Regions from separate parts of the Mus musculus genome. Here region 2 is linked to region 1. Evidence: chromatin loops called from intact Hi-C (ENCODE). Cell type or tissue: gastrocnemius. All regions are shown on one strand. Region 1 has its middle 4.0 kb from the start of Ccnb1ip1. Region 2 overlaps Rnase4 (ribonuclease, RNase A family 4).

The links. A loop is a pair of places that touch in the nucleus more often than their neighbours do. Peaks named below come from ENCODE experiments on the same cell type or tissue, not always from the same donor. Only the 100,000 strongest peaks of a DNase experiment are listed, where the experiment ranks them.
Region 2: a loop joins it to region 1, with 3 times the contacts of the local background. A loop is called at or near these places in 11 of 42 quality-filtered maps.

The regions. Positions count from the first base shown.
Region 1 is chr14:50,798,428-50,800,927 of GRCm38, forward strand. No RefSeq gene overlaps it. Among named protein-coding and RNA genes, the nearest start is that of Ccnb1ip1, 4.0 kb to the left of the region's middle. In gastrocnemius, CTCF peaks have their summits at 291 (motif pointing right) and 1,553 (motif pointing right); DNase peaks (open chromatin) are centred at 288 and 1,608; H3K27ac peaks cover 255 bases.
Region 2 is chr14:51,102,135-51,104,634 of GRCm38, forward strand. The region is part of intron 1 of Rnase4 (ribonuclease, RNase A family 4); the gene reads left to right. Among named protein-coding and RNA genes, the nearest start is that of Rnase4, 7.4 kb to the left of the region's middle. In gastrocnemius, a CTCF peak has its summit at 1,387 (motif pointing right); a DNase peak (open chromatin) is centred at 1,385.

The DNA of each region.
Region 1 (2,500 bases):
TAGGGATCAGGCACATGAAACAGAAAAGACCATTGGCTTATGAAATCTTGGTTAGTGCCATGATTAGTCTGCTGAATAAGTATTATACCCAGTTACATGGGGATACAAATACCTTCTCATTCCATGCCATGCCTAATTTTAGAACTAGAGTGAGCTTTAGGAGGCAGTGCAGTGGTAGTGGCACTAAAATGAGTAGGCCACTTGGCAGACAGAACTTTAACTTTATAGGTGTTGTGCCTACATGTCTGCATACCATGTCTGCAGTACAAATGTGAGCCAGAAGAGGGCATCAAATACCCTGGAGCTAGAGACAGGAGATTGTTTGCCAGCCTCTATGTGGGTCCTTCTAGTCTGGAAAATTAACCAACACCCAACTACACTGAGGTCAGAAGGTTCTAGGTAGAAAACTCGCCGAGGTTATAACTTGTTAAATGATAAGAACACAAGAGAACACAAGAATATAAAGCAGTCTGTCTAGAAGCCTACTATGTATCCTTACATGTAACCACTATACTATACCACCTCCCAAGATCCTTGGCTTTTTAAATAGAATTCAAGCAGCTGGCCAAATTACAAAGCAGAACTTTCAGATTCTTATGTCAAAAAAAATCTCCCAATCTCAAGACTTACCATTAAACAATGCAACTATCATTTTTCATACAACCATGGTTTTACAGCATGATGGTCCAGACAGGAAATGGGATTGCTATCAACCTGATGTTCTCTCCTGAATGTTCAATATTCGTACTTCTTGTATTTCATCCTTCATTTCTGGGGGGGAAGAGGAGTATACAATGCTCTTCATAAGTTGTGTGTGCTTCCAAATTTCTTATACAAACATGCATATAAAAAGTGTCAAGTAAGGAATTATGTATGGTCTATAACCTGCTTGGTATGCAAACCCATTTAATAAAACTCATGAAACTGTATTAAGTAGTCATATAAAGACTGAAAAGTAGCCAGGCATTGTAGTGGCGCACACCTTTAATCTCAGCACGTGTTAGGCAGAGGCAGGCCAGCCTGGTCTACAGAGTGAGTTGCAGGACAGCTAGGGCTACAGAGAAACCAAAAAGACTGAAAAGTGTTATGTTTAAAACTCTCAAATGTGGGGACTAGAGAAAGGACTAGCTGCTCTTCCAAAATACCCCTCCAAAATACCCCAGTTCAATTCTCAGCACTAACATGGTGGCTCAGGGCTGACTGTTAACTTCTGTCACAGGGAATCCATGTCCTCCTGCTCTAGCCTCAGTGGGCACTGTATGTACTTAGTACATAGGCATACAATGCTCTTCCAGAGGACCTCAGCTCTGCTCCCAATGCCCATTATCAGGCAGCTCACAGCAGGCCAGGAGTCCAACACCCTGTTCTGGCAAAGCAAAACAGTACGAAAAAAAAAAACAATTCTTAAGGTTTTTTAGTAAGTAGAACAGTAATCCAAAATAGTTTCCAAGTCATTTTCTTGAGCCAATACTAATTAAATTTATCTTCTATAAGAAATACAACTTCCCCCAAACATAGGGGGAAAAATCACTTGGAGCCCCTGTTGGCCACAAGATGGCAGTGTAAGGATATTTTTACTTCTAAGAGCTTTCTTGTGACAAGAAAACCCACAGAAACCAATTTAGGCTCATAGGGGCTCAGAGACTAAAGTGACAGCAGGGAGCCTACGCGGGGCTGACCCTTTGGGATGCCTAATAGTGGGCAGGGGCTGTCTCTGACCTTCCCTGCTGTTGGGACCCTGTTCCTCCTACTGGTTTGCTTGTTTAGCCTTAGTGAAGAGCACCCAGTCTTACTTGTACCTTTATATGTCATGTTGATATCCCTGCATGGCCTGCCTTTTTCAGAAGGGGCTGGGGAATGGGAGGAGAGAGAGGAGAGGAGATAGGGAAAATTGCAATTGGGAGGCAATGAGATTTTTTTTTAAAGTGCTTACTTGTAACCAAAAGTTCATTACGACAAATAACCTTCTGAACTAGAAATTCTTATTTAACATTATTTAACATTAAATTGTTAGATTAGTGACAGGCAGAACAAAGAAATCATTATCTAGATGTGGTGGCGGAGTGCAACTCAGCATGCAGAGGGAGGATTTCTGGATTTCCATTTTGACCCAGTCAGTCCAAACAGAAAGATCCCCTTGTCAAGGTAGGCTTCTGTATGAGGTAAAATATAAAAGTTACATGTGTATTAAGTAAGCACTCAAGAGACTGCTCTTCTTCTGAAGGTCCTGAGTTCAAATCCCAGCAACCACATAGTGGCTCACAACCATCTGTAATGAGATTTGATGCCCTCTTCTGGAATATCTGAAAACAGCTACAGTATACTTACATATAATAAACAAATCTTTTTTTTAAAAAAGCATTTGGAAGACACTGGTAATGGTAGGGATCAGGCACATGAAACAGAAAAGACCATTGGCTTATGAAATCTTGGTTAGTGCCATGATTAGTCTGCTGAATAAGTATTATATACCCAGTTACATGGGGATACAAATACCTTC
Region 2 (2,500 bases), 300 kb after region 1:
GAGGGTAGATTTCATCTTTTTATGGTGCTGTGGATGCTAAATTGATTTACAGACAGGACAGGGAATTAAAAAAGAGCCAAGTTGTCTATTAAGTAATAGGTCACTAAAGGAGCCCTTTGGAAAGGAGTTTAGGATCAAGAGCACACCAAGCACACCAAGGGTATCCCCCTGCCGTCTCCTCCTGTACGGCCTGAGACCGTCAGCACCCAGGGGACAGCTGTCATCCTCAGCAACCTAATGCATCCCCTTAATGTTTTTAAGGACCTCAACTCTGGCCAAACCAGATTCATAGTTTCACACAGAAAAAAAAAATCGATACCAGCCTTCATGAAGCAGAGTTGGAGACTTTTATCAGTGATAATTCTGACTTGTCTGGGTTGTCAACAGAAAGGTTGTGAGAGAGGCAGTTAGGGAGCGAGACATACCCAAGTGTAGGTATGGACTCCCCAACAGAGAGTAGTACATAGTTACCTTCATATTGGTCATATGTACAATGTCTCTCAAGCCACACCTTAAAAGGTCGAAAGGACATCCCTCCTTTCTTCTTTCTCTCTGTTTAGAATATTACTTATTTTATGTGCATTTTGTTTTACTATATGTGTTTTGTCTGCATGTCTGCATGGGCACCACATGTGTGTCTGGTGCCCAGGGAGGTCAGAAGAGGTGTTGGGTCCCCTGACCTGGAGTTACAGATGGTCATGGTGAATGCTGGGGTCCAAACCTAGGTCCTCTACAAGAACAGCAAGTGTCCTAAGTGCTGAGCCACCTCACGACCCCTTTTTATCTTTTGATCCCTATGTGGGATCATATGGTGGCTCGGGGAGTGTCTTGGGTGGAATTATAATTTGCAAAGGTAGAATCAAGTTCCACCAGGGTTGCATAAGGGGTTTAGTACACATCTTTTTGAAAAGAAGGTTTCTTCTTCATTCTTGAAAAGTGCAAGCTTACTCCTGGCAAAGGGTGAAGGCCTTAAGCAGTTGCTCATTATGATAGAATATTTGCTTGCCAGATTGCCAAGTAAGGGGTTTCTTCCTCTTCTCAGAGCCCCTTAAATCCCCCCCCCTTTTTTTCCCATTGAGTGTCTCCCTTTTGTTCCCATTAGTGCTTTCCTTTGATACGGGCAATTATCACTTATCAAAGCATGGGCTTGAAGTAGAATAGAGTAAACCCTAAGCCATTTCAGTGGCGTGTGTGATCCAGAGCCGCAACTTTGAAGGCAAGCACAGTGGATTCTGTATACATCAAGCCATCTCAGAAGGAGACTGCTCTTGGACTGTGCCTTCAGTGATAGACCATTATTTTGGGGTGCCCTCTTCTCTTGTATCAGGAACAATGTTTATTTGCTCATGTCAATCAACCTGCAAGTCAGTCTGAGGACTGGCCACCAGATGGCAGCACCTCCTAGCCATTCTGCAGGAAAGTAACTGGCCATGCCTTTATTATCCTGTTTTGTTTGTTTAAATAATATATTTATTAATCCTTTAAGAATTTCATACAGTATATTTGATCATCTTCACTTTCCTCTCTCTATTCTTCCCAGATCTGTCCCCCACTATCCCACCCATTTACCTTCATGACCTCCCTTTTTATTTTTTAAAACTCATTGTGTCCAAATACTCTTCTGCCCAAATACTCTTCTGCCCAAATACTCTTGGGTGTGGGGTTGCCTTCTGGAGCATGGTCAACCTACTGGAAGTCACACACCCTTAAAGAAAGCTGACTTTTCCTCTCTAAGCCACTACCACGAACTGATAGATTCTCAGTTAGCAGTGATACTTCATGGCCACCTCTCTCCTAGAGGCTGGGATCTTGTCCGGATTGAGTCTTGTGCATGCTGTCTCAACAGCTGTGAGTGTGTATGTGCACGTACCCTGTTGTGCCCAGAAAACAGTCTCACTGTTGTCATCCCCTGCTTCCCACCCCATCTCTCCAAAAGATCCCTGACTGAGCCTTGGGCCAACGCCGTGTTAGTTTTTAAGAGAGGAGTAGAGTTTCCCCAGAAGATGTGATTTAGTCCACTAGCACAGGAGAGGAGAGGAGAGGAGAGGAGAGGAGAGGAGAGGAGAGGAGAGGAGAGGAGAGGAGAGGAGAGGAAGAGAAGAAGAGAGGAGAGGAAGAGAGGAGAGGAAAGGAAGAGGAGAGGAGAGGAAGAGGAGAGGAGGAAGAGGAACTAGACAGAAGTTTGTTCTGCCTTACTTTCCTTCATTTCCGTATGTAGAGCTTTCAACTCAATAAGTAAGTTTGCTTTGATCGGAGTCTATCTACACTTTTGGGAACTGAAGTTTCCAGACCACCAAGCACTCCCTAAAGATCATACTAGCTAATTTTCTTACAAAACCCAAATTCCAGTTTTATGTAGATTTATCTTTCCTTGTTTTATACTCCAGTCAGGCAGGCCTGGGCAACTGACCACCCAGTCATGTTTGTTCTGACTTGTTCTGTTAGCTGTACGCCTGTCAATTAGTAAAGAGAACAGTGTTTGCTTTCAAGGAAGGCCATG